Linked DNA regions of Mus musculus: all the other regions are linked to region 4. Evidence: chromatin loops called from intact Hi-C (ENCODE). Cell type or tissue: heart. All regions are shown on one strand. Region 1 overlaps Pard3b (par-3 family cell polarity regulator beta). Region 2 overlaps Pard3b (par-3 family cell polarity regulator beta). Region 3 holds the start of 9530026F06Rik (RIKEN cDNA 9530026F06 gene). Region 4 has its middle 200 kb from the start of 9530026F06Rik. Region 5 overlaps Gm35252 (a long non-coding RNA gene). Region 6 has its middle 2.4 kb from the start of Nrp2. Region 7 has its middle 100 kb from the start of 9530026F06Rik.

Evidence for each region. A loop is a pair of places that touch in the nucleus more often than their neighbours do. Peaks named below come from ENCODE experiments on the same cell type or tissue, not always from the same donor. Only the 100,000 strongest peaks of a DNase experiment are listed, where the experiment ranks them.
Region 1: it touches region 4 in a loop (9-fold over the local background); 17 of 42 quality-filtered maps call a loop at or near these places.
Region 2: it touches region 4 in a loop (2.8-fold over the local background); 4 of 42 quality-filtered maps call a loop at or near these places.
Region 3: a loop joins it to region 4, with 9 times the contacts of the local background. A loop is called at or near these places in 18 of 42 quality-filtered maps.
Region 5: it touches region 4 in a loop (1.9-fold over the local background); 2 of 42 quality-filtered maps call a loop at or near these places.
Region 6: a loop joins it to region 4, with 3 times the contacts of the local background. A loop is called at or near these places in 14 of 42 quality-filtered maps.
Region 7: it touches region 4 in a loop (3-fold over the local background); 3 of 42 quality-filtered maps call a loop at or near these places.

Annotation. Positions count from the first base shown.
Region 1 is chr1:61,769,900-61,773,899 of GRCm38, forward strand. All of the region lies in intron 2 of Pard3b (par-3 family cell polarity regulator beta), which reads left to right. Pard3bos1 (a long non-coding RNA gene) reads right to left here. Exons shown (of 4, transcript XR_373443.3): 4 at 2,055-2,187. Among named protein-coding and RNA genes, the nearest start is that of Pard3bos1, 93 kb to the right of the region's middle. In heart, a CTCF peak has its summit at 1,536 (motif pointing left); no DNase peak of the experiment used is centred here.
Region 2 is chr1:61,930,757-61,934,756 of GRCm38, forward strand. The region is part of intron 2 of Pard3b (par-3 family cell polarity regulator beta); the gene reads left to right. Among named protein-coding and RNA genes, the nearest start is that of Pard3bos1, 68 kb to the left of the region's middle. In heart, no CTCF peak of the experiment used is centred here; no DNase peak of the experiment used is centred here.
Region 3 is chr1:61,374,774-61,378,773 of GRCm38, forward strand. 9530026F06Rik (RIKEN cDNA 9530026F06 gene) reads left to right here and starts at 3,659. Exons shown (of 5, transcript NR_040483.1): 1 at 3,659-3,783. In heart, a CTCF peak has its summit at 2,496 (motif pointing right); a DNase peak (open chromatin) is centred at 1,828.
Region 4 is chr1:61,179,763-61,183,762 of GRCm38, forward strand. No RefSeq gene overlaps it. Among named protein-coding and RNA genes, the nearest start is that of 9530026F06Rik, 200 kb to the right of the region's middle. In heart, a CTCF peak has its summit at 1,532 (motif pointing right); a DNase peak (open chromatin) is centred at 1,539; H3K4me3 peaks cover 538 bases; H3K27ac peaks cover 913 bases; H3K27me3 peaks cover 444 bases.
Region 5 is chr1:62,927,903-62,931,902 of GRCm38, forward strand. All of the region lies in intron 3 of Gm35252 (a long non-coding RNA gene), which reads right to left. Among named protein-coding and RNA genes, the nearest start is that of Gm35252, 27 kb to the right of the region's middle. In heart, a CTCF peak has its summit at 1,821 (motif pointing left); no DNase peak of the experiment used is centred here; H3K27me3 peaks cover 453 bases.
Region 6 is chr1:62,698,892-62,702,891 of GRCm38, forward strand. No RefSeq gene overlaps it. Among named protein-coding and RNA genes, the nearest start is that of Nrp2, 2.4 kb to the right of the region's middle. In heart, a CTCF peak has its summit at 2,353 (motif pointing left); a DNase peak (open chromatin) is centred at 2,360; H3K4me3 peaks cover 408 bases; H3K27ac peaks cover 197 bases; H3K27me3 peaks cover 345 bases.
Region 7 is chr1:61,275,622-61,279,621 of GRCm38, forward strand. No RefSeq gene overlaps it. Among named protein-coding and RNA genes, the nearest start is that of 9530026F06Rik, 100 kb to the right of the region's middle. In heart, no CTCF peak of the experiment used is centred here; a DNase peak (open chromatin) is centred at 1,760.

The sequences.
Region 1 (4,000 bases), 590 kb after region 4:
CTGGAAGCAGAGCCCACCAAACTTGTTTCTCTTACTTTTAGTCAATTCACAGTAAGTAGTAATTTCAACTGATGGTTTGTGGACCTCCTGTTGGATATCAAACCTGCTCAAGAAGGCTGGAGGCACAGTTGGGCTTTTATGTGTAAATTACTTGGTGAATACTCATTCACAGATGGAATATGGACAGAGAGCAGGCACAGAGAAGATTGGCTGGGTGTGAAGACTCATGCTCAAGTCATAACACTTGCATTCCTGGGATGGACTACCTACAGGGGAACTGGCAATGAGGGCTGTAGATAGGCTGGACCAAGTAATGGAGAAGCCAAGATCCCAACAGCAATTACAGTCCCAAAGCGGTGTCAGCTGTGGTTGCTTTGCTTTCGGAAAATCAGTGCAGTTCAATAAAGGCTAGAAACTAGAGGTGGAATGATTTGATGTAAAATTGGAGAAAGATCTAATTCATTTACTTAGTTTGATAAAGAGATGACTTCTGAATCCCATGGTCTTGTTACTCAATAATAGACTCTTAAAACAGTAACTCACATTGTGAATTGTTGGCATGGTTAAAAAAGACAACTACAACATAAAACTATGTAAATATGAAAGTATATAATTTTTATGAAAATTGAATTCCTTCCATAACCATACATACATATGTATATATGCCCTAGCCCTAACCTCCAACCCTAACCCTAACTGTAATACATATATACACATATGTGTATATATATGTAATATATATACATACACACACACACACACACACACGTGTGTGTGTGTGTGTGTGTGTGTGTGTGTGTGTGGTGTGGTGTGTGAAGTATAGTATACCATCACAGAAAATTTCTTTATTTACAGCTAGGTTTTACAGATGGGAAGTGCTAAACTTGAAGGCAGGCCAGGAGCTCTTGACTTGCACAACTGGGCCTTGACCCTTGAATACCATGTGCTGTCTCATGTTCAAGTACTACACTATCAGCTCAGCTTTGTCTTTGTGTTTGGTATAAGTACTTGTTAGACTTTTGTCTGCCTTATCCTCAGGTTCAACAATTTATTTAACAGCAAAATGTTAGTTAGTGTAGTGTTAGTGTAGAAGAGTTATGTGTTTAGTGTCCCTTGCTGTCTTTTAATGATATAATACTATTATTATGATATTTTCATGTGCATGTCTTGATTTAAGTACTAAGTGTTTGAGATTAAGTACTGAAACACCAAAGAAACTAACTTAATGCATACTTTAATAGTTTCAAACAAATCTTATAAAATTTGTTTTAAAGTTATTTAATTGCTCAAAATAGTTTTATAAGGAGATACTTGATTAATATGACACAATATTTGGATTAAGATATTATTATTATGTGAGAAATGAAATGCCAGCAGGACTAAATTTAGAACAGGAACACACTGTCTGTTAACATACTCAGCATTCAGGGATCTTCACATATTCAAAGGGAGACTCTTGTGCACAGTGAATGAACTAGTGACCTAGTCAGACACACTGCCACTTGCTTTCTCAGAGCACTCTGTTGCCCTCTGGTGGATGGCACAGTCACTTAGAAGCCAGCTCAGAAAACAGTTTGAAATTTGACACTCCCCCAGTTAGAAAATGTCTTTTGTCTTTTTAGTATAGATCCCAGATCAGAGGTGGATAGTAAAGGGAGAGTTTACACATACATATCTCTGCTCTCTTAAGTTTTTCAAAAATGGCCAAGGACACTCTTTGCATTCATAAAACTTGTTTCTATTTTTGGCTTTCTCAACTTCCTTTTTACTGACTGAAAGGTTGATGGCTGATTGTACTAAGATATGTGTGACTTTAGTGTGTAACTAGACAATCCATGGTGTATGTTGTGTTTTGCTTGGGAAGTGTTGTTGCTACATTAATCCTTTTTAAAAGATACTGAATTATTATATATATTTTTTTACAATCCTGGGTTATTTTTGAACACTTAATTTATTAGTGATACTTCTACCTTAACATAAAATAATTGTTCTAAATCTATTATATTTTCTTAAATAATAATATAGTAAATTTAATTCTGGAACACTTACATTTTGAAGGGATCTTGAAGTTATGATGTGCCTAGAGGTTTAAACAGTGCTTCAGAAAGAAATATGGAAGCTTGTAGGGGAGGAGAGAAGTGCTTCTGCTTACAAGGCCCATGGCACGGGCCTCAAGATGACTTTCTGCTAGAGAGTAATAAAATTATAGAATTTTAGATCCAAAGTATACTAGTCTTATGGACTAACTTTAACATCTTCCTAAACAGGAAGTATCTGAACCAGGGAAGTCTCTTGGACTCCTGGACTTCATGACTGTGGCTGGTTTCTTTCCGGAGTCCATTTTAGCATTTCCTCTTTGGCATTCTGATCGAAGCTGCTGTTGAGGGCCGACTTCTGCCAGGGGCAAGCCCTATGTTCTCTTTTCTCTCCTGTCAATAGAATATCCTTCTTCTAGTCTTGAACTAATAAGTTTTTTCAAAGTCTTAATCATCTGAGCACAGTTTATTTTTAATTCTTTTTTCGTGTTTTTTATCCCCATCTTTGCATTTACAGAGATAACAATTTTAATAAATAAAAGTCCAGACTAAGGTTATGGCAACTGTTGGGAATGATCTTTGTTATTGGTTTTCTTACCTGAATGGCTTTCAGCAACGTAGCCCCTTTCTTTGTGTCATGGCTTTCTCATGGGTAATTGAAGCTAAAACAATGCAGTAATTTTATGTGATATTATATCATGTGTGATAAATAACCTAGCCACAGTGTGAAGCCACATGCTCAGGAGAATAACTGTTAGGTTCTAGTGTGTTACATTACATAGTAAATTTAGCTATCAAATATACTATCAAAGTAAAAAAGATTGGATTTGCATTATTTTAAATGTATTGCTTAAAGCATATCCCATCTAGGAATGTGGTTTTCAATCTGTATTTACAGATTTAGAATCTCTGGATTCAAACAGCTGTGAATCAGAAGTACCAAGAAAAGAATTCCAGAGAGCATCAACGACTTCACTTGTGTTTGCCCTGTGTCAGGGCTACACTGAATGTGTATGTAAGCACACCCCACCTCACAGGTCCTCAATCTCTCTTTAACATTTGTTCCACCATTGTTATCTGGAAGCCTAGGATGGTTGTCCCTGCTGTTGGGACACATTGGTTTTACCTCCCCTTGGCTTTAACACATGATCAATACAATAGCTGCATATGGAATAGTTATGCTCTGTTAGCTATGCTTAGTAATGTGCCCATGCTTTAAAATACATATATAAAGTACATATGACTCATATGCAACTTCTTGTCCTGTTAGGGATGTGGGCATCTATCCATAGAGGTTGGTGTCTGAAGGACATCCTGGGACCTGTCACTGTGGATGATAATAGGCATTTGTACTTGAATAAAGTACAAGTCTCATAGGTTCTGTTATGAGTCCCTGGAATACCCACTTCCCCCCAGCTGTCTGAAGCATGCTAAATGGCAACAGTAGTAAAGCTATGGTTTCTTTCTTACATGCACCTCCTACCTGTTCTATACTTCCAGTGTTTTACTTGTTTAGCATGCCTATTGGTCCTTGTGCCTGGTCTCTGATAATTTAGGACACATACTTACATATGTATATGTATATGTATATGTATATGTATATGTATATGTATATGATGTATATGATGTATATGTATCTATATATGCATATATATGTATACATATACATATATATATATATATGCACACATATACATACACATACATACATAATATTGGTTGATAGTTTTATCCATTGCTTGTTTCCAGTGCCTGTAACTGTGCCTAGCCCTTACTTAGAATTCAGATAATGTAGAAAAAATAAATGAACACTTTCCAATGTTAAATAATTTGATCATTCAGAATTTCAGTTTTCTCACTGGTAAAATGGGAGTGGTAAATAATCTTAGTGTCACAGGGAAAGATAGAAGTTGTGTGTGAAAATTCAATGAAAATATTAAAGCACTATACACATAATAAGGATA
Region 2 (4,000 bases), 750 kb after region 4:
TACATGGAGATTGCTCTACCAAATGACCCTCTTTTCTGAAAGAAGCCTTGCAGTGTTTTCAGAGGGGCTGTCATTGCTCATGCAAAGAAAGGTTTGCTGGAGACTCAAAGATATATTTGTGACTTAGAGTTGTTGAGCATGTTGGATTTATCAGTTGCTTGCCATCTCTTTTTTTCCCTGGTTTCTAGCAAATTCCATGTGTGTGTATGTTGTATTACATATGACATGTGAGATTATATATGTTGTATGTGTGTATCATGTGTATAGAAAGTGAGGGCAGGAAGATGGTGGTCAAGTACATAGGCAGTTTGAATATTAGCTGAGTGTGCCAGAGGGTTGTTATCACCCAGAAAGATGCAGCTGACATGGGGTTGCACACAAATGACTTTCCCATGGACAGGATATCTGGTCTAACTACTTTAAAAAATTGCATATCCCTACAGGGAGCCCTGGCTAACTAATGCAATAATTATCTAGGAGTGGAGCCAACATCCTGTGATTATATTAGAACAAACATGCTGCAGTGTTTTGGCTGATGTATGTTTCTTTGCATCTTGATTCAATGTTTTATTAAGGAGAACGTTGGAGAAGCCTTCTAAAGAAACTCGTTGGGATCACCTGTGGTATAAGGTTAGGATGTTTCTATAACACTTTTTTCATCTTAAAACATAATTTAAAACAATTGATGTCTACTTCATACTTAAACACAGACACATATGTATTACAGGAAAATATGACTTTGAACGTTAACTTTTAGCTACTTAATTGAAAATTTTCTATTATTATTATTTTAAGCTTGCCAATATGGCGAGCACTTTTGTTTGGTTGGTCATTCCATATGTGCATATCTATCTGTTTGTGTATTTGTGGAACAGATTAGCACCTCAACATCTATAAGTTGATAAATTTTAATTTGGCAGCTTTTTCTTCACAGATGGTCTTATATTCTATACATAATTTTGTTGATACATTGACAAGATTGCACATTGAGCAATATTTAAACTTTCTTTTTTTCCTATATTCTATTTAGCTCACCACACCCACCATTGTTATCTCCAGTGGTTGAGGAAATCAGTTGCTTTAACATGTGTGCCCTAATCTGTGAAATGAGGCAAGGTGTTGGACTTTATAGACTTGCTAGACAGTGGCTTGTTGTCCCTGTGAAGGTTTCTTTGAAAAGAGAAATTCCCAGTGGCTTCCAGGCAAGATGAATGAAAGAAACTCTGGGACTGTGTGTATTGTACACAAAGGCCTTGCCTCTGGGAAGGGAAGGGAAGGGAAGGGAAGGGAAGGGAAGGGAAGAATGGATTGCCAATGCATGCATTCATCACTGGATTAGGAGAGCTGAGGTTCCAGGGCATCCTTAGTTATTCCTGTTGCTTTTCCTCTCTCAAAGCTTTAAATGACACTTTTGCTCTATCCTCTTCTTCCTGGACATATATCTCCAATGAGACTTCTCCATCACCTGTCAGTGTTTGAGTTATTTTATGTGCAGTTATTGTTGTCTAGTTTAGTGTTGTGTTTCTTTAAATATCTTTTCTAGATAGTACCTTCCATGAGGAAAAGAATCAGATAAACCTGCTGTAATCCTTCTAATATTCAGAATGATTGGAAAATGGTGAAATGTCAGTAGAATGCATTATCACAAGTATTGTTAGGTTTTTGGCAAATAGCTGCCTACAAACCTGTTTCTGTAGACTGCCTCTCAGTATACCTCCCTCCCTCCATCTTCACATAGGAGGGCTGGCATGCCAGGAACTGTTTCTGTAGAAGGGGGCAGACTGATCTGACAGGTTCCAAACTGGAGGCCCTGCCTGGGGAACTTTTCAAAATCACTGATTTGTTTTAGAAGCTGCTAGCCCTTATTGAAGTAAACATGAATAATTCTGAATGCAGAATCATGCCTTTTGCACTGACTTAGAAGCTTTTGAGGGAAGGGAAGAAGTTGTGAATCTCCACTGTTCTGAACTGCTACAATGGAAACAGAAAGTTAAGACTGTGGTAAAGTACCAGTGGGAATGCGTTGGATGTTAAGGTAGAATTTTGGAGATTTTTGTTCCAATCTACTACTCCTTACTAGAAAAACATTGCTTTAAATCTTCCCATATGCATAATGAACTCCCATGCTCTTATAAAGACCCCATGTCCAAGTTTAGAAAGCATCTTATCAGTTTCTCCAATTTGTTTATAATCATCAAAAAATAAAAATTCATAGATTTTTCTCACTGTCTCTGGAAATGCTGGTGACAATAAGTTTCCAAGGGGGCTGCTGGGCATCCCTTGTCATTGGAACCTTTATTATATTGGTAACAAAACATAGTGTTTTGTAACCAGCAGGAAAATGGGTTTAAATCCAGTATCAACTGAGAACTATATAGCTAACTTTAATGTCTCTTTTTGTTTTCATATGTAAAGAGGATCTGTGGAGCCAGCCCTGTATGTAATCTCTGCTTCATTTTAGTTTAAGCCCTTACCAAGGAAGTATTTGAGAAGATTGCAAATCTTACCTGTGGCTGAGATCTAATAACTACTGAAGAGTATCTCATCACCACCATCTCTGTCTACTCCTTCTCATCTTCCTCACCAACAGAGCCCCTTATCCATAACTGTGTATCTTTCAAAATACTGTCAAGACCTATTTTGTCCCTTGATGTTTCCATATGGACAGCAATTCATGTTCTGCATTCATATAGATGAACTGCATTTCCTTTGGGAAAACAAGATAATCACTAAGTCTTCCATCCTAAGGCTTGAAAAATAGAAGTTTGTTCTGATCTTGTTTTTAACAATGTGGGAATCATAAGTAATGTGTGTGTGTGTGTGTGTGTGTGTGTGTTACTGTAACAAAATATCTGAGATAGTCAATGTAAATAGAGGGAAAGTTCAACTTGAGAGCCTGAGGTGGAGCAAAACTGCTCACCTCAGATCAACCCACAAGTAAATAAAGAGGGAAGGGAGAGGCCTAGTTCTAAAGCTCCTTCAAGGACACATTTGCATAAGGCTTCCTGCTATGTCTCATCTCTTAGTTTCCACTCTCAGTGCGAAGCTGGTGCTGAGCTTTTAACACATGGGCTTTTTGGTGGGAGGATTCCAGATGTAAAAATGTTAGTATATTTCAAAAAATATATGAGAGGATTTTTTTTTAAGTTTCAGAGGAAAGAAATGGCAACTGTTTGAGGCTATGGATATGCCTCTCCCGATTTGAACATTACACAGTGTATGTGTTATCAGAGCTCTCATGTTCTCATACATATGGACAATCATAAGTGTTAGTTTCAAAAAGTTTTTAAGTGAGGTCTTGCCATAGTCAGTTGCAGATTGAAGGCATTTGAAAGTCCACTTAATCCTAGAAAACCATTGCAAATGAGATTATTGCTAATGAGAGAACCAATGAGGTGAAAAGTATTAATAGATCATAACTGCTTTTGAGATGCAACTGTTGAAACGAGTGAAACACACACACACCTTACTAAGGAAATGTGAAGTGAAAGTTTAATAATTTGAGTTCTTTCTGGAAGAATGAGGACATTGTAAGCATCAGAGGAATGTTATTTAAAATATACAGACTTTCCTCAATGAAGTTGTAGTATTATAAATAGAAAAGGAGACTTCCTTTTTGAAACACATACATTTTTCTTAAGTAATAGGGCTATGTATATGTGGAAACAGATTTATTTTCTCAGAAAGAATTGAACACTATTTATTCTGGTCTTGGCCTATGTTTGTTCCATCCTCATGAAAGCCCCATGAGGTAGGATTTATTGTTTATATTTTAAAAATAAGAAAATAGTCACTGTTAGCAAGTTGGGGCTTCACTGAGATAGTCATTATTGGTGATGGCATTCTTGTACTGCAGCTGTGAATGAGCTCCGGTGCTTTGTCTCTGACTGTTGAGTGTTCCAGGAGAGGCAGAGTTAGACCTAAGGCCCAGATATTGTTGGGAATTGTAGCAGATTTAAAATCATTCCTGTGCTCAAGGAGAACAAGGCACAACTGGACT
Region 3 (4,000 bases), 200 kb after region 4:
AGTTTCTAACCTGTGTGTTAGAGAATGTTTCCCTAACCATTGGGATGAGTTATCAGTTTTACTCTCCAAATAAGGGTGCAGATGGGTCTCAAATAAGGACCCTTATCCAAGGAAAATTAGTATAGTGTAGGTTTAAATTCTGCTGTTATTGTGTTGAGCTATCTAATGCTGAAGGACTCACATGGACTCTCTAATAAGATTCCTGTCTCTCATCTGTGAAACCACTATCAGTATGGTTATTAAAGATTTTAAAATGCACAACGCCTGTAAACAGGCCATTCTCCATATATGTCTCTGCCAATTATTTTTCAGTGCCAGTGATTGAACCAGGGCCTCATGAGATGAATAAGCACTCTACAGCTGAACTACATCCACAGTCCTTGTTTGTTTGTTTGTTTGTTTGTTTGTTTGTTTAAAACAATATCTTAGTTGTGTAGACAAGGCTGGCCTACCATCATGATTCTTCTGCCTCCACAACTTGAATGCTGGGACTGTAAGCATGTACCACTATGACCAGCTCTGTCTCCTTTACCAAGAGCCTGTCCATGTCTCTAGCATTCCTCTAGTATCAGAAAGTCCACAGACAAGATGTCAACAAGATGTAAAGTAGAGGAGCAGGGCTGGAGAGATGGCTCAGCGGTTAAGAGCACTGACTGCTCTTCCAAAGGTCCTGAGTTCAAGCCCCAGCAACCACATGGTGGCTCACAACCATCTGTAATGGGATCTGATGCCCCTCTTCTGGTGTGTCTGAAGACAGCTGCAGTGTAGTCATAGACATGAAATAAATTTTAAAAAGAAAAAGAAAAGTATGGAGGGGCATAAATCGAATACCAAGAATGGATTTTTAGTGGTTTGAGGGACAGCCATGGAAGGTTCATAGATGACACTGACTAAGAAATGTGTGGTCTAAAGTGACCTATCTGTGCTACCCTTCAGTCTCATCTCTGGAGAGCCCTGAAAAAGAAGGAATCCTGTACACAGGATCACCTAGAATTCAGGCACATGAGCCATGCTGGGTTAGATAGTTTCTAGCCTCACCGTCTGCTCCATCACCATCTCAGCTAGGACCCCAGGAAGGGATCAAAGATTAGGAAGGTCACAAGTTGACTCTATCAACAACTTCCCAGGCAAAGGAATTCTGACACCAAGAGACCAAGAACAGTGGGGTTTGGTGGTGTTCTTTCTAAAGGAGTGACAGAAGGAAATTAGAAGTAGCAGGAAGGATGCTTAGGAGACTAGCAGATGGAGTCAGAATGAGCATGGGGACAGAGGCATTGCTTTCTCTTTACTCCAGAGCCAAGACAAAGATCCCATGACAGACAGCAACACACCTACACACACACACACTCACTCACACACACACACACACACACACACGCACACACGCACGCACGCACGCACGCAGACAGACAGACAGACAGACAGACAGACAGATAGAGATATAATGACAAAACATTATATTTCCTGGCACATATGTATAGCAACATTGCAACCTGTATATTATTGAATGTTTATTTCTCACACGGAGCAGCTGAGGTTTTCATCTAAGTCAAAGAGATGGGAAATTAGATCTGTACCTATGGGAGTGCTGACAGGAGCCCAAAGTGACACAGAGCAAAGCAAGGCTGAGGTCGTGCTGGGGTTAGTTTTCGGTATTGGCTTTGTGTACAGTTGGTAATGCTCCAAGGAGGCTTAGAGTGAGGCCAGGAACACACAGACAAAGTCAACAAAACCACTAAACTTTAAAATGATTCGATAAGGAGCAAAACAGAAAGGAAGAAAAAGTCAAAGCAGCCCATTGGATGACATGAAAAATAGGGCGGGGCGTGGGGGGCATGAGGGGTGGAGCATGAGGGAGTGGTATATCATAGGGTGAGGATTGGGAGTCACCAAGACACAAATACCCTTAGTTTCTGCTCCAAGGCAAGTTCACACCTCCTGGGAGCCAAAAGAAACTCCCAGGAAGCCCTGAGGGACATCTGAGAGATGATGATAGATGGTCACAGATATTAATTGGAATGTCACTCCCTTAAGAGCAGGGGTTTGGGTGTGAAAACTCTGTTCAGTACAAAGTAGCCTCTCAAACTCCATTTGTTGAACAAATCCCCTCAGCTGATAACGTCACCCAGTCATCCCTTAGCAGAGTAAGCTTTGGACACACTGTGAGACACGGATGTGTACTGTTCAAATTAATCTTCATTCTAGACTCACTGTTAATATCTTCATTTCTAACATTTGAGGGAATTAAACCCAAGTATTAGATATTAGATTCTGCCTCACAGATTCTAGTAAATTCCAACAATACTGCAAATTATTATTGCTTCATGCACACAGTGGCTTGGTGCTAGTTTTAAAGCTGGGCAGGCAGTCAGAGCTTTTATGTTGAGCCAGGGGCAAGCCGAGGGATTGCTCTCGGTTTTTTGTTTTGGTCTGTTTTTTTATTTTTTTTTTTTGGTTTGGCTTTCAGCGTGATGACAGAAAGGACCCGCTAGGGGGCAGTGTGTGCACAGGTTTCAGCCAAGCAAGCCCAGCGGTTTATGGCCGCTCAGGTAATCCTGAAGGCAACAGGGAGATCCAAGAGTCTTGAGAAACAAAATTCACTATATGAAGTTATTCTTTAGGTGGAGCAGAATAAAGCAGCCCGAAAAGACTGCACAGGAGAAGAAAAGCTAGTGACACAGCAAAAAACTGGGGGATGGTTATTTTAAAGGTTTCACCGCACCGGAGCGCTTACGGCTTGATACAGGAATTATTCGGTATTCTCCTTAATGATTGCTAAAGGGCTTTTAATATTTTTATTTATTACCTTTGACATTTCATGTTTCTGAAATCCATGCAGAGCCGTGATTCATTTTTCTTGTCTATTGTAGGTAGCAGTTAGAATTCAATTAAAGTTAACCACTTTTAATTGGGCAATGATAGCTGATGTTGCATTATTGAGTGCTTCAATGTTCTGAGGGGTTTACTTACATTTTCTTTTCTTCGCTAATGCTCCTGGATAAGGAGACTTTTATTAGTTGTATTTATTCCCACTGGAGATGTGGAGAGATGGTGTTGATACTCACTCCAACATCCCAAGCCTCAAGGTCTAGACCAGAAGCCATTTCTCTTAACTATTTTGCCGTTTTCCCCTAGAGTGCACAGCTTCTCACACCTCTTGTTAAAATGTAGATGCTGATTCATGGATGTGGGTGGAGACTGAGAGTCTGCAACGTAGGCCAGTTTGCAGGTGACTGCAGTGCTGCTGCGTTTTCCATGGGCCTCATTTTTAAAAAGTGAGCACCTGTGTCGAGGTGAAAGGTGCAGGCGTATACAGATGTGCATGATCTAATCCCTACACTCAGATACAGATGTGCATGATCTAATCCCTACACTCAGACAGCCTGTGAGTAGGAGAGATGAAGAAGGCACATGTCCAGGACCACAGAGTAACAAACAGAACAATTCCATTGATATGAGAACAGGACTTGCTGACAGGGGGTGAAATGGACCCCAAAGCTTTGAAGGGTGCCTGCGGAATGAGCAAGACCTAACTCACAAAGCATGACCAGCAAGCCTAGTGCAGACACGGGTCTTGCAAGGGTTGTTCAAAAGGACAGGGAACTGAAGGAGGGAGGGGCGAGGAAGGGAGGTCGGAATGCAAGTCACTCCTGGAATTAAGAAACACTGTCTAGAGGACGCTCAGAATGGACAGCACCCAGCTGCTCAGGAAACCTCAGTGCGGGGTGAGATGAACCAGGAAATAGATGGCGGTAGAGGCGGTGTTGACAGAGCACAGAGGAGGTAATCTGAATAAAAAGAACCTGTTTAACCCAAGTTCTGGGATAGGACAGTACCATGCACACTAGAGGAAGAGTGCCTAGACCTGTTTTCCCATCTGTCCATAGAGAAGCTATGCTGCAGCCATGGTTCAGAGCAATGCGGCTCTCTCTCCATCGTAACATATCATGAGTGCCGCAGCAGAGGAGACTCCAACTCCGAATTCTGTTTTCATTAGGGC
Region 4 (4,000 bases):
CACACACATTAATTTGTTACATGAAATTCTATTTCATGCTATTTATGAAGGGAATCGTGCCTCCAACTAAACCCACTTACCTTCCTCACTGGACTCTGGGCTCACGGCTGCTCTACTCTCTTCCCACCCCCATGGTACTCTAATCTGGACACACATTGACTCATTTTAAATATGAAATTTTTTGTGCAACTGGGGGAGAGGATGGGGAGGATTTGGTTTCGGCTGGAAGGCTCAAAGGTCAACGAAAGGGTGCACAGACCTATATAACAGTTGTTCCTGTCTGAGTGATGACTATACTACCAAGGGGATTCATTAAAATGGAGCCTATTGCTGTTACAATGAATGAGGCTCTCCATAAATTCTGCTGAGATCCTGTCAGTGGCTAAGCCCATAGGTAACACTTAAATGCTGCGCCTTCATCTGCTTGCTGGTGTCTGGATTCCAACCCACAGGTGCCTCTCCCTACTCCAGAGTTTATGCATACTGACTCCAGACCTATCAAGAACCCAGAGCCTGGAACCTATGCACTCCCAGCAAGCAAGCTTTCCCAGGCTTTCCCTGTGTGTGTGTGTGTGTGTGTGTGTGTGTGTGTGTGTGTGTGTGTGTAATAGGACATTAGGCTTTGAAATGTGACAAGACCATCTAGGCGGTAGTCACTTGTACTTGGTCCCACCTGAGCTGGGGCCAGAAAGGGGAAAGAAGAGTTAGCTTAGAGTAATTTGAAGTCACATGGTAATGCCACCTCCCAACCTTGTCCATTTAATAGATGAAAGGAGGCAATGTGTATGTGTGTGCCAGGGAGTGCTCTGGGCATGAACAGCTCTCTGTGTCCATCGTTATAATCAAAGGGCAATCGACAGAAGGCAGACTTGTTCTGTCCTGCCTCCTAAGTCACCTTTCAGACTCAGAGAGGCTGGGGAGAAAGTACTTAAATGAGACTATTTTCTGTTGCTGTTTAAGACCAGCCGGTTGGAAGCCACTTTATGAGTTCTCTAGTTGAATCTCTGATGTAAGAAAAAAAAAATGCTTTGGTTTGAGGGGGAAAAAAATCCCAGTCAAAGGCTTTGCAGGTCCAGGGAACAATCAGGGTTGTTCCCTCTGCTCTGCAGGAATTCAGCCAGGCCTTTGGGAGGAAGGGTGGAGGAGGCAGGGCTGCCATACCGGGGTTGTTCCCCCTTCGAAAATGGAACTGAAAAAACATGGAGAGCTCAATCGGTGAGTGGACTGGTGAGAACAGGCAGGGATACCCACATTAGCTGCTTCTTTTTTCTTTCACCAAATATGTCATGATGCATATTTGCATTTATTCACTCTTTAGATGAGAGAATTTCTGGTGCGGTCTGTGATTCCCCAGCTTTGGCTGTGTAGGTACTAACAAACTGACAAAGATATCTGTGAGAAATAGTACTGTCCTTTATTGATACCGAAAACTGGAGATACCAGGTCAACGTGTATAAGGCAGATGCCTCTTTGTTCAGGAGGTTGCCTCCAGTCTGCCCGCCCCCTGCAGCCACCTTGCAGAAACCAGGCACTAGGGGGCACTGTTGGCCCAGAGATGGCTCTTTGCATTAACCAGCTTTGGAGGCAAACGCATTAGCAGAGAAGCAGGAAAGTCGGTGACGTGAGGAAATTATTATGCACAGTTCATTTCCTTGTAATTTAACTCTCAGAGTAACAAAAGCATAATGTATAGCCCAGTTTTCTGGTCTGATTTACAACAATTTGAACTAAAAGATGACTTCTGCCTTGCCCCACCCCCTTCTAATCATTTCCGCTGATATCAGCAGCTGAGAATTTTTTATCTCACCGTAACCACTGCACCTCTTGAAGCCACAGATCGGAGAAGAGGAAAATGTAAAACGTGGTCCCGCAAACCCAGCCGGGCACATACCACACTCTGTTTCCTTACAGCTGTGGTGCAGGGAGTCGTAACTCTATGTCTATTATGGCTATTTGGCTGGTATCCTGTAAGGCCTTTAAATGCCCAGGAAGTCCAAACGGGAAAAAGCATGTTTGTCCCCCAAAATGTTTGTGGTGTTTCATAACCAGAGGCAAAAGGAGTTTGTTTCCTAGTAGCAGATGCCCCATCTAACCATCCTCCAGTGGAGGTCTATCCTTGCTTTGGCCATCCCTTCTCTGTAGATACCAGCTTAGCTGGTCTCCACTTCATAAGACTCTTAGAGCACACATTCACTGGCATACAGCAACTTAGCATTTCCTAGTGCTTGTCTTGCTTATTGATCTCTCTGTCTCTGTCTCTTCCCACTACACAGAGAATTGGGGTGTGTGTGTGTGTGTGTGTGTGTGTGTGTATGTGTCTACTTTGACTAGAGCTCCTTGCTAAGGTATGCCATTTTCTTTAATCAGTTCAAAACCTTGACCTTAAGAAGTAATTGGTTCATTTTATAGGCAAGGCCATGGAAGCTAAAGAACCTACCCAGGGGCCTCTGGAATTAGAGGCAGGCTTCAAAACCAGCTAGTTCATTCTGTTACACCATTCTGATGCCCATGTGCTAACTGGGACTGTTGAGTGAATAATGGGGGAGGGGGAGCTGTACAGAGATGACTTTCATAAGTATGAAGTACCTCCCAGGGCTCTCTGGGCCCCTGCAAAATCATTCAAGGAATTTAACAAGATGAAGCCATTGAGAAAAGTCGGCGAGCAAGTGGTCTCTGAGGACCCAGAGAAACTTGCAAACCAGGATGCTAACATTCATCTCCGGTTGACTCTGAACTTTTGGAAGCCAGGGAAACGGGGTGACCAAGGAATGCTGATTCCCAACCCCTGGGACCACATTACTAAACATATGGAACCGATAAGGAAATTAGGCACGGTCCCTAAAGGGTGGTTTGAAGAACTCAGAATTTCAGCACCTCTGGGGATTAAAGTCACAGTAAAGGAAATATCATGCATATCTTGATGAATTTTACCCTTATCATGCATGCTCTTTGTATGATTTCCCAGCCTTACTGAGGAATAACTGACAAACATTGTAATATGTAAGATGTACACTAGATATAAATGTACGTACACAATGTAAGTTGACCATACACTCAAGCTAGTTAACACAGTTATCCGCCCCCACACACTAACATTTAAGATCTATTAATTACAGCAATCACACTGTACAATGCATTTTCAGAACTTATTTCTGCTGCCTAACTTTTCCTCTGATCTTCGGGACTACTTTTCTGCCCCTCACCTTTATCCTGGCACTACACTTCCACTCTCCTCTTTGCTTCCGTGAGATTGTTCTTTTACGTTCCACACGTAAACAGAGCCATATACCAGTCGTCTCTCTGTGCTGCAGCTAACACATTGCTTTCTGGTTTCACCTGTGTGGCTGAGAATAGCAGAATGTTCTCTCCCCTCCCCCACCCCCACCTGTGTGTGTGTGTGCGTGTGTGTGCGTGTGTGCACTCGCACGCGCACATGTCACATTTTCTTTATCCTCTATCTGTCAATGTATGTGTTGGTTGCTTCTAGATCTTGCTTATTGTGAACAGTTCAGCAGTGAACTAGAGACTGCAGAGGTCTGATTGACAGATTTCATTTCCATTTTTAGATCTGGAAATGGGATGTTTTGGATCATATATGGTTGCAGTTTCTGTGTTTGTTTGTTTGTTTGTTTGTTTGTTTTGAGAAACTTCTCCACCGTTTTCCATAATGGCTATGCTAACTTGTAATCCTACCAATGTCGCACAAGGGTTCCTTGGTCTCTCTCTCTCCCTATAACACTTGCTGTCTTTTGTTTTGATAGGTGGCCCCTCACTGAGGTTTGACTTTGCATCTTCCCGGTGCTTTGCAGTGTGAACACTGCTTCATCCACCCGCTGACCACCTGTAGGTCTTCTTCTAGTCAGGTCTTGTACACGTTTTAAAGCAAGTCACCTGCTCCCTTGCTGATGCCCTGTCTGAGTCCTCTGTACATTTTGGCTTTCAACACTTCATCGTATTGAAGGCTTCCAAATATTTTCTCCTATTGCACAGGCTGCTTCCT
Region 5 (4,000 bases), 1.7 Mb after region 4:
GACTTCACTGAGAAAAGGGATGCTCACTTCAGTGGAATAAAGCTCAAAAGGACCAATCTTGGCCAACAGATACAGGGAGACTGGCTTCTGTTCTCTCACTGTGGAGCATGTGCCTGACAATAGCTCACTGGGCTGACTCTTGGGGGTGAACCTTTGTAATTTAGGCACCCACTTCCTCTCCTAACTCCTGACCCACAGACAACCCTCATGAATTGGAACTGTTTTCACTAATTTCTAGGGCCCAGTGAGAAGTGACCACCAGCTCCTCCCACTGCGTGGGCAGCGGCCACTCCTTTGACTTCTCACAGGGTAAGACCTGTAGAACTGTTCTTCCATTGCTCCTACAACGGCATCTTTGTTTGGGCCCCCTGATTCCTAAGTCTGACTTCTCCCTTTTCCAGAACCTGAAAGGGACTAAAATCCTAGGAACACCTTGAATCTTCTATCCATAAGGAAGGATGTCAAAGCCAGACACACTACCCAGGCCCACTGGAATGGCCTTCTGAGTTAAAACTCAGCCAGCCCAGAGAACAGGATTTGGAGCTGATGGTTTAAACATCAGACCCCAGCCACACCCCTTTTCCTCCCAGGCACCTTGGCCAGGTTTTCACTCTCACCAGCCTCTGCTCCTCAAGAGAAGTAAGGACCCCAGGAAAAGGCTCAGACACACAAGTTCATTACATGGTAGCTGGTACATGGATATTATTTCAGTGCTGTATTTCCCACACTCCCAACAGGTGCATATTTATTTACAACCTGAATACCAATGCATTAAAATACCTTTTGATTATCAACTACTATCTTCATCACTTTTCTCAACTCCAGTGACTTTTCAATATAGATAGACAGATAGCCAATAATTTAATCTTTGGTTGGCTTTGGTTCTTTCTTTCTTTCTTTCTCTTTCTTTCTTTCTTTCTCTCTTTCTTTCTCTTTCTCTTTCTCTCTTTCTTTCTTTCTTTCTTTTTTTCTCTCTCTCTCTCTCTTTCTTTCTTTCTTTCTTTCTTTCTTTCTTTCTTTCTCTAAGGAAAACTAGTAAAGAAATTTAGAGTCCGTTTTCAGTTGGTTTGGTTTTAGTACCAGAGTCAGAACTAGTTCCTTGTGAATATTCTCCAAATGCTCTCTCACTGATCAATATCTGCAGCTGTTCCCTTTATACTTTAAAAGTGCCCCCTCGGATCTTACTAAATCTATGAATAAGTACACATCGCCTTTTAAAATTATAACCAGTTAAGTGTGAGGAAGAGAAGGGTCGGTGGGGATGTGGAAGGGTGGGGCTGTAGCTGAGCCGGTACAGTGCTTGTCTAACAAGCATGAATCCCCGGATGTATCCCACATAAAGTATGCATGCTTATAATCCCAGCTCCAGTGCTGGAGGAGAAGGACCAGACACTGGAGATCATCTTTGCTTACATAGGGTTCAAGGCAAGCCTGAGAGACATAAGACCCTGGTCTCAAAACCAAACCCCCTCCCCCCAAAAAATAGAGGAGAGAGAAGGGAAATAGAGAAAAGTGAAGAAAACAAAATCCATCAGGAGGGGTTTGCCCTGGAACAGAGGCTGGGTATAAAGTTTGGGGAAGGGGGACAAGGGACAGGGCTTCCAAGACACCCAAGGAAATCAGTGTATGCAGTGGAGGGAGGGGTGTAGGGACAAGAGCGTTGCTCATTGAATAAAGAAGCTGTGAAAGGAGAGACAGAGATAAGCCTTTCCCACCCAGGACCTCGGACCAGTCCTTCTGCCTCAGGTTCCTGCCTCTTCCCTGGGGAACTCAGCCAGGCCACAGGCACTTCGAGGGGGGACAGCGCCACCTTGTGGGCTATTTGTTCCCGGTTGAGAAGCCCTCAATGAGGTCTTTTGCTTTTTACTACCTTGAACACACATTTTTTTTTATCAAAAGAGAAAATACAGGACGTCTGAAGTATTTTTTTGCTTTAAACTTTGGGGGTCGAGATCAAACACGATTAAGATAAAGCCTGCAGATTTTCCTCGCGGACACTATTCATCTGCAAGTATCTGACTGTTTCCAAATGCCCACCTTGGTGACCCTACCTCACAACCTTCAAAGGACAGCAGGGAAGCTGGCAGAAACCTTGAGGGTCAAGTGCAGTCAACTGACTCTGCTTGGGTTCTGTGCTCAGCCTTGTATGGAAGAGCTGAATCAGCAGGATTTTTGCAAAGGTTGATGGTAGGAGGGATGGGGGGGCAGTCAATTCCCCTTTGACTTCTGGTATGTATAAGACAAGTCCTGGAAGTTTCCTTTGATAAATATCATTATACACAAAGAGTTCTGCATAAGAATGTACTTTATGACTTAAGTTATAACTCTGCAGTCCTGCCAACAGCCTACCAGGCCAGTGGGGGGAGTGGTATACAGCCACTAAAAATAGCACCGTTAAGAGTCACTTTGAACCTATTTCCTAAAAGAACTATTGGAAAATATCAGCAAAATACATTGCATGCCATCCCAAAGAATCAATTCAAATCCTATATTTTATAAATCACTGCAATTCTAGCTAAATACTGCTATTCCGGTTTTTTTTTTTTTCTGCTTTCTGTGGGTGTCATAATTTTCTACACTGAGTATGTACTACTTCTTAAATCAGAGGGGGCACATTTTATAAGTTTCGATGCCAGCCAACCTTCCCTTCCATTCTTACCCGTGTCTCACAGGCCCAGTGAGGAAGATATTTTTAGCAGAGACAAGAAACATAGGGTATTTAGATGTTAGGTGAGAGAAAGAGACTCCTCAAGTACATTAGTTTGTGATGCCAGTTTCTAAGCGAGGCTATCAACCACAGTGATATTCCTCCTGCAGAGGGCAGGGCATAGGAGGCTGGTCTTGTTGGTTTATTTGGGGGGTCGGTGTTGTTAGGGGGTGTTTTACTTTTCCTTGTGCTGAGATTGAACAGTGAGTATTAACACACACTGGGCAAGCGCTCAACCTGTGAGCTATAACACCCAGCCATGAAGCCATTTTTGATGTCTACATATTTGAAGAGATGGGTGTGATGGTGCCCTGGATTCATCGATTCTGAGCTGGCCTGGTGTCAAGACCTTGTACTTATTTTCTCATCCTTATAGCCTCCTGCACAGTTTGGAGCAGGTGACCTGACTTGCAACCTCTTCATCTGGGAAGTGGAAATGACCGTTTTATCTCTTAAGGTGACTTAGGAATTAAATCCGGCTAGGTTGTGCCACATGAAACTGCTATTTTATGGATCAAAATGGGTGAGCACTGGTGTTTTAGAGTCATCCAATCATTGCATATAAAGTGCCAGTCAGCTCAGCCATGTGTCCTCGAAGAAGTTTTATCCCTGTTCACAGATCACAGATTGTATGGGTAGAAAGTGAACAGGTACCAGGCTGTAAAGACAAGGGCCCGTACAAAGCTGAGGGGAGGAAGGAAGAGCTGGCTCTCAGAGTCACCAAAGGTTGGCCAAATTTGCCTCGCCTCCTTTTAAAGCTCTGCCTTACTCCACACCCACCTCATTCTCCTGACCTCATTAAATGTTCTTGCACAGTGGAACTTCTTCTCCAGTCACAGGGCCCCTGTAAGTCCCACCTCCTGACTCCACAGAGCTGACAGAGACCCTGAACCCTCCATCTAACTTCTTCCTGGGGCACAAGTTTTCTAGCAGGTACTAAGGGATATGCCTACACCAGGGAAGGTGGTGTGATGTAAGCAGCCTGGTTGTGGCCCTCATCCTGGCCCTCATTATCTGTTAGTTCCACTGCACCAGAGACTAACAGACCCAACACTGAGGAATGGGGACCCTCCATCAGGAGCAGGAACAGAGAGAAACACCACTTGTCTGCCTGCCAGGACCTCTGCTGGCAAGCAAACCCAAATGGACCATTTCCTTGAGTCATTATATTTTGAGTCAGCTTTCTTTTGAGATGGAGTGCTGCCCCTACCAGAGGAGAGCTGTGGGCTCGTTGGATGCACCATCCACACTGAGGTCTGTGTGGGAACACTCAGCTGGCAGGTCGGGACCCAC
Region 6 (4,000 bases), 1.5 Mb after region 4:
AGTTTTATTGAGGTTACTTATAAGAATTTGGGTAAGGGGTTGCTTACGGGAACAGAATTAACTCAAAGAGAGCAGCATCACCAAGGTTCACCCCAGCATGGGGTGACAGCGCACAGTGCTGGGAACCTAGAGCTCACTGCACAGCCTGCAGGCAGATCAACAGGTTGGAGATTGTCCCTTCCAAATGACTCCGGTCTAAACCTCTTCCAGGTCTGCTCTCAGAGTCTTCTTTGCAGCTCAGCTTCCTTCATTCTTAGAGGGACTCGCAGGTCTCTTGTTTGCTTGGGCAGGAAGGGTTCTAATGAATCTGGTCAGTTTCAGGGTCTTCCTGAAGCTATTTTGAGTTGTTGACTTTAACATTTTAAGAACCTCCCTGTTGAGCAATGGTAGTACATGTCTTTAGGCCCAACAGGCGGACCTCCATGTTCAAGACCACCCTGGTCTACAAAGAGAGTTCCAGGACAGCCGGAATATTTCAGTCTCAGAGAAACTAATACCCAACACCAGGTGAAAAGCACAGGTTCTCCATCATGGTGAGTAGTTACCATAAAAAGGGCTTCTTTAGAGGAAGGGGTTTGTGGGGTCAGTCTTTTTGATGTTCCAAAGCTCCAAATGTACATAAATTAGCATTGAGGAGGGAACTCAGCTCCATGATGAACCCAAAGAGAGCAGAGGAAGCAGAAAGCCTTGTGTTTTTTCTTGCCAAGGGATATTTGAATACATTTTGCATTTGGTTGCCTCTTGTGTTTTATTTACAAGGGTTCCTCCTGTCAAATTTAGGTCTAAGGCTGAGACATACATACACACAATTTGAAATGGAAAAGATTTCCATGAGAATCTGCAAGGATTCTGGGAACCCACTAAATACAATACCAAAAAAAAAAAGAAACAATTAAGTGGTGTTCAAGTATGTTAAGGAAAAAAATAAGTATTTTCAAAGTATGTTGGGGGTGGGGGTATGGGGGACTCCTATTGATCAGAACCTGGACTTCAACATCAAACAAGAGAGAGAATACAAAATGAGGATCTATTACATTTTAACCAAAGGTTTGCTTCTGAGACAGATGCAGCTAAACATTAACTGGGACAGAGCCGTAAATTACAGATTAAGATGTAATTATGCCTCTATCTCTCCCTTTCAGGGTGAGAGCTTGTTGAAGCGAGGGCTCCGATAAGGGAACAGCATGTGACAGGTGGTGTCTATTGTGGAAGCATGAAAACTTCTGGAGCTTTGAGATCCTGTGTTCCCAGGAGGCAGAACCCCAGTGCCTGTCTGGTTTCCATGCCCCCTGCATAGTCACGCATCTATGAACACTTAATCCAATTTGATGAACACAAATGGAAAGGCATACCTGAAGAAGCTGCTAGCAGCAACCAGTGATGCTTGTATGGGGGCTGGGGGGGGGGGGCTGAATCCAGCTCCACAAACTCCAATAACTGGCCCTCTGACCATGTTGCTCCAACTCTCCTTGCTACCCCAGATCATCTTTGAGGTGGTTTCCAAATAGGTTCTTAGGCCCACCGCTTCTCAAAGTCACACAGTAAAGCCAGGAGCTGCACCATTCTGGCACTTTTGTGGATATATTCTTGGTGAGGCTCTCCCGGAATCTGAAACATCAGACCCCCCCCCCAAAAAAAAAGTGTTCACAGAGAAAGAGTAAAGGGAGTACTTTTCCAAATATCCTTCAATAGGAGATGCACCAAAGGCTGTACAGTAAATAGCATATATCAGAATTATTGTTCAATTGGCCTATGAGTCAAAAATCATCTAAAACATGTGTAGGAAAAAGTACAGATACCCAGAAGTCATCTCAGATTATGGAATTCTACCCACAGGAGGCTGGTGACCCAAGAGATGGACTTTTAACACCTCCCCACCCCCCATGATTCTAATGCCCTTAAAGTTTGGGACTGTATAGCTCAGGATATCCTGACTTTCCACAGGAAGTGTCTGAGGACAGTTTCCTTTTAGTGTCATCTGGAAACTTGCTCTATGTTCTCCTAACCCACTCCTCCCCACCTAAGGACCACCTATTATTATTATTATTATTATTATTATTATTATTATTATTATTAATTCATAATTAAGGATGGTGATGTGAGCATCCCAGCTGAATGAGAGGTAATTTCAGGAGTCCTCACTTCACTACGAGCTGTTTGGGGGCCAGTTCCGCTATTGTTCAGAGCAGGCTGGAAGATTCAGTAGCCTGATTTTGAATTTCCCCTGGTCTGCTGAAGTCCTTTGAAAAGGCAGGAGCTTCCCAGCACGGATGTAGAGGCCTTTGGTGGCATGGGCATTATTTATTGAGTGCTGCCCCCTAGAGGATTGGAAAAGCTCTGACCAGTTTGACTCCCCAGGGGTTCTCCCTCCCTCTGGCCATCTGCAGAACAGGAAGCCTTCACTCCAGTGGACTGCAGTCAAGTCTTGCATGCAGAGGCACAGAGGCTTCCAGGAAGCAAGTTAGCGCCCCCTTTAGAACACCTCTGAGAAAACGAAGATCCATATGGGCAGAAGCAGGATCCAGGGACAGAACGCTGAATCTTACTGACTTTTCCCAGAACGAAGGAGAACCTTGGAAGCAGCTAGATGGGAACCCTCAAGTCTGAGGTCCCAAGCCCAGCAGTTCGGGGTTGTCATCCTATGGCTTCCCAATGGGCTTTGGGTTTCTTTCTCTCTCCCCAGTCATCTCTCTGCCCTTTGTCATGTTCTCAGAAAGCTGCTGTGTGCATCTCTAGTCTAAGTAGGAATGGTTTTCTATGCCTGGAGAGCAGTGGGGTTGTGACACTAAGTAACTCTTTCCTTGCAGGCACTGTTAGTACAGATAGCGTTGTTTGTTCTTGGATTAGTGTTTTGCCAACAACACAAGCCAGGATTTGAACTTAAGGTCCAAACTCCAGGCTTCCCCTCTTCCTTCATCGAAGAACCCAGGGAAGGGAAAGAAAGGATAAAGGAAATCAAAATTAGCCCCTATGAGTATTTGAGTGGTGCATGCGTGTGCACGTGTGTGTGTGTGTGTGTGTGTGTGTGTGTGTATGTGTTGCTCTCTGGAAGAACTCAGAGGGCCTCTAACTCCAGCCCTTTGCAGCCAGGCAGTTAAGATTAACCATGTGGTATTCAGGCTCTGGACTTCCACTGGAAAATCCCTCATTTAACTAGTTGCAAATCACTTCTGATTCAATTTTGTTTGTGTTTATCTCCATGTAAATAACAGTTAAGTGAGAGTTACAGATTTTTTTTTTCAAACACTGGCTGTGATAAACAACGCTAATGGCAAGTCCAGATAAGGAGAGAAACCACCCAGAAGAACCCATAAGTCCACGCTAAGGGGGAAAAATGGTATAGTCAGATGTTCATGTCCCTTCTCACCCAAACTTTATGTTTCCTAATCTTCAGACTGCTAGGAAGGGGACTGAAAAGGTTGCCAGGTGTGCTCTGTTGGATCTTGATCATGGTAAAGCAAGGGTGCCTGGTGAATATGACAGTTGGGGATCACCCAGCCACCCTCAGAAACAAAGATGCAAGTGTTTTCTCCAACTGTTAGCTTATAGCGCCTTGAAACAGTTTTCATGTCTCCACTTAAAAATAGGTAACACAATGCTATTTTCTTTCTGTCAACATTGTGACCACAATACCTTGGGGAAACATGAACAGAAGTAGTTACAGTAGCAGTCCAAGAGGCCTCCCTGTACCTATACTATGTTGGAAGCTTGAAGGTGTATTGGGTGGCCAGGGGTGGGGGTGGGGAATTTAATTGCCCGGAGAAATTCTTTATTCAATAAAATCGTCCCTCGTTTACAGATAGTTACAAGTTAAGGGCACATGTTGAAGTAAATCCTAACCCAGACCGCAGAGGATCCTGTTTGGGACACAACAAAGGATCTGAGAAGTAAGCCCAAGAAGTATTTGAGGTTTGGTTCAGAGAAGGCTAAAGGCTGACTGTGTGTGTCGCCGCCACGCTTTGCTGCCTCTGGGAACACAGAGCTGAGCCGCGGACTGGCT
Region 7 (4,000 bases), 96 kb after region 4:
AAGATGAAGAAAGAGGCTAAGTCAAGGCAGCCTTTGTAGGCTGGGCAAGATAAAGAATTGGATTTCTCTGCAAAGCCTCCCAAGGGAGCTGGTTCACTGACTTCCTGAACTTTGGAAGAGTGGATTTGCATTGTTTACAGCCACGGTGTTTGTCACATGTTATTGCTGCATTGACCAAAAGACAACACAGACTGGGGTACTTAACAGAACACACAATATAGTTGTTTATTTTTATGCTTCCCTCTTGATAGCCAATGCATTTTTGAGGGTAGAAATCCTATCATTCTTATTTTTCTATTCTGAGCTCTAAAGATTTGCTGGCACGTGATGGGTATAAGATGCAGACAAGTAGATGAGCATATTGAATTGTCCAAAGGAAATACAAGAGTTTAGTGGCCAAGTGACTTGCTAATGCTTCACAGTAATAGAAAAATCACCCAAATGTTAATGTTTCCCTAGGGTATGTATTCACCATGACAAATTTTTCACTGAGAATGCAAAACCAAAATGATTTAAATGTTATTCCTGCTGTTTTATATGTAACCACAACACATAAATCTAAACTCCTAAGTAGAGGCTGTGTTTATTTATTTATTTTAAGCATGTTACTTGTGATTCCATAAGGAAAGAAAAATTTAAGCATTGGCAGTCTATGTTACATTATACAGTTTTCCTTGGAGCCCTTTCAATGATTCGATGTTAATGCAAAGTAGTCCAGATTCTTAGAAGTAAAAATATTGTGTGTGGTTCATCTGTTTGTTTTAAATGGTCTCTCTAAACAAAACCTACGCTTTGCTGACTTATCATGTCAGAGGGCATGGATGTGTCAATTTATACATCACAAAAATGGGAAGGGGGCAGGAAGGGACGGACAAGACAGCTGCTTTATCCCTTCAGATGGAAGGTACAACCAAAAGTCCACTGTCCCTCCCTGAGTGCCCTTGCAGGCCCTGAGAAGGAACGAGAGCATGTTTTTGAGCTAATGTCCTTGGGGAAAGTGCAAACATAACTGTGACTGCCATTTAAGCCACAGATGGCCATGGTGTCTATCTCTGTGTGGCCAGCTGTTAACTGTTCTCTCTCTCTCTCTCTCTCTCTCTCTCTCTCTCTCTCTCTCTCTCTCGTCTATCTCTGTGTGGCCAGCTGTTAACTGTTCTCTCTCTCTCTCTCTCTCTCTCTCTCTCTCTCCCTCCCTCCCTCCCTCCATCCGTGTCCCTTCCTTCTCTCTCTCTCTCTCTCTCTCTCTCTCTCTCTCTCTCTCTCTCTCTCTCTCCTCTCTCTGTAACAAGAGTGTTTGTAACACCTGCCCATGAGCTGCAAGTTTCACTGAAAGAGAAAGGCCCACAGTTGCCCTCTGGGTATGTGTTCATATTCAGAGCCTCAGACTCATGTGACTCTAGGAAGAACTCAGTATTTTAAGCTTTAAAATTATACTTTTTTTATCAGAAAGAAAATCCATATTTAAATCTCATTTATATTTGATGATACAAAATCTTAAGGAACAATCAATTCGCAGTAGTGAAGGGCAAAATGGAAGACAAATGAAAGGCATGTTTCCACAACTGTTCCTTCAGTCCACCAAGGACATCAGACATGGCCCACACCAGGGGACAGTGAGAAGCAGCAAACACAAGTAATAATTTTAGCAAATGTAATTGTTCAGGCACATCTCCTATCCATGTAAGTGGCTCATTCAGGTCTCAGCTCACAGATTAGCCCTGTCTCTTCTGGACAAGCACTCTCACACGACGCCTCTACTGTCACGGTCATACAGTGTTAATGTTTTTCACAGTCCTTATTTCAATATGTTTTTTTTCACATTTGTTTGCTTGCTTGTATGCTGTCTTCTCTCCCCCATCAGGAAGGAAATTACCTAAGAGCAGAAGGGCTTATCTGCTTCCCCACACATATCCCAAGTGTCTAGAACAAAACTCAGTGGGACTTTCCCTGGCATTTGGGCCTATATTCATGAAATGAAAAACTTCAGCCTTTTGTCTATAATTAATATAACACAGAAAAAAACACACACAAAACAAAATCGGCAAGGGGTCAAGCTTGTAAACAATAGAATTTATGACAAATAAAAATAGCTGAAGGAGTCATCCCTTCTGTAACAATGAAAATTCAAAAGTGGATTTCAGATAAAATAAACTTGCTTGGAGCAACTGACAAGGACTAAAACTACCTATGGGATAATGTTTCCTTAACTAGAAAGTAACAGGCGAGTGAAATATTTTTAACAAAAATTTTATGTGTAAAATTTGACCCTGGACAATTATACTCAGGAGAATGAGAGTCATAAGAGGGAACTCATAATAGCAGAAGGTATAATAGGCAACATTTGATATGTTTGTGGAAGAAACCTGATGGATAAATTGAATCATCATCATAAAATTCATGAGAAAGGATTGATTTTGAAAACAATTTTGGTTAAATGAAAATGGAAAAAAAAGTGGAAATTGTTTAAGTGCTTTATATAGAGAAATTGATCAAATAATAAAATTCGCTTAACATGATTTGATTCAAAAATACTTTCCTGGCCACAGTGGTATAATTATGATTAAAAAGATTGTGTTTATAAACAAAGATTTCATATTTTTTGTGGCCAAAGATGTATGATAAAAATTCTTACAATCTGGCCACATAGACAGCTATAGACCAAGATACACAATAATGCATTCACTTGGGGACCGTAAGCAATTATGTAACGTGCTGAGACTAAAAGATTCCATTCTACATGCATCATGGGTAGCTTCCTTCGAAGCAGGATGCTACTGTCCAGTTTTCAACCCTGGGCAACTCAACTCCTTCTCTTGGTCTTCTACATGTTCAAAGGGTGGTTTAATTATAGATTCAGGCCAAATTCTACCATACATACCTGAAAAAGAAAAAAAAATGAGTTATGAGGATGGTAGTGAAAGCGTTGAGGCATAGGAGCTCATGGGCTAACCTCTGAGATCCTGATATTTAAGGGCTAAGAAGGAGATAACCTTCTTGGAGGAAAGACAAAGAAATAACAGTCTAGGATAGTGCAATGTAAGAGACTGTGAAGACCTGAGGATATTTGAAAGGAAAAAGAAAATTCCATTGGGAAATAATGTCAGGAGCAAAAAGAAAACTCTTGGGTCTGGCTAGAAGGCCAGTTTTGAAATGGAGACGATGACCGTGGGACACACAGGAGAAGAGGGTCACTGACAGGAGAAGACTGGGAGGTTGAGAAGCAAGTCTCTTGGTCAATTTTTTTTCTAGTTTCCTGGTAACTAATATTGCTCGTGAGGACCCACAGACAGTAGAGCGAATTTATTGTCTATCCAACCCTTCAGTGGGGCACGTATATGACATCAGGGTGACCAGAGCCTGTGATTACATTTCTGATGCGATTCTACTCTTTATTCTACCTTTGCTTCTCTTTAGATATTGTCTTCTGTTCTAGCTTTTCACTTAGGCTTTTCTTATGATTGCACCCCGTGGCTTTGCACATCTGGGAAATGTCTAGAAGTAAATATCTACACTAGCTCAGGGGAATAAGGGACCATGCCTTAAAGCCAAGGAAAAGGTAAATGAGAGGGTCTGGGGAGGACAGTCTCAGTATCCTTAGAAAAGAAATCAATAGTATCCACTGCTAGAAAAGATGGCTCTGTGTGTGTGTGTGTGTGTGTGTGTGTGTGTGTGTGTGTGTGTGTGTGTGACTACAACTGACTACAAGCTAAAAGTCTTTTTAAAGAACCATAATTTTAATCTTCCATTTTTAATTGATATTTTATTTGTTTACATTCGAAATGTTATCCCCTTTCCTAGTTTCCGCTTTGAAAAACCCCATACCCCATACCCCCTCCCCTTGCTTCTATGAGGGTGCTCACCCACTCACCCACCTTTATGCCCTAGCGTTCATCTACACTAGGGCATCAAACCTTCACAGGACCAAGGGCCTCCCCTCCTACTGATGCCAGATAAGTCCCCTTCAGCTCCTTCAGTCCTTCCCCTAACTCCTCCATTGGGG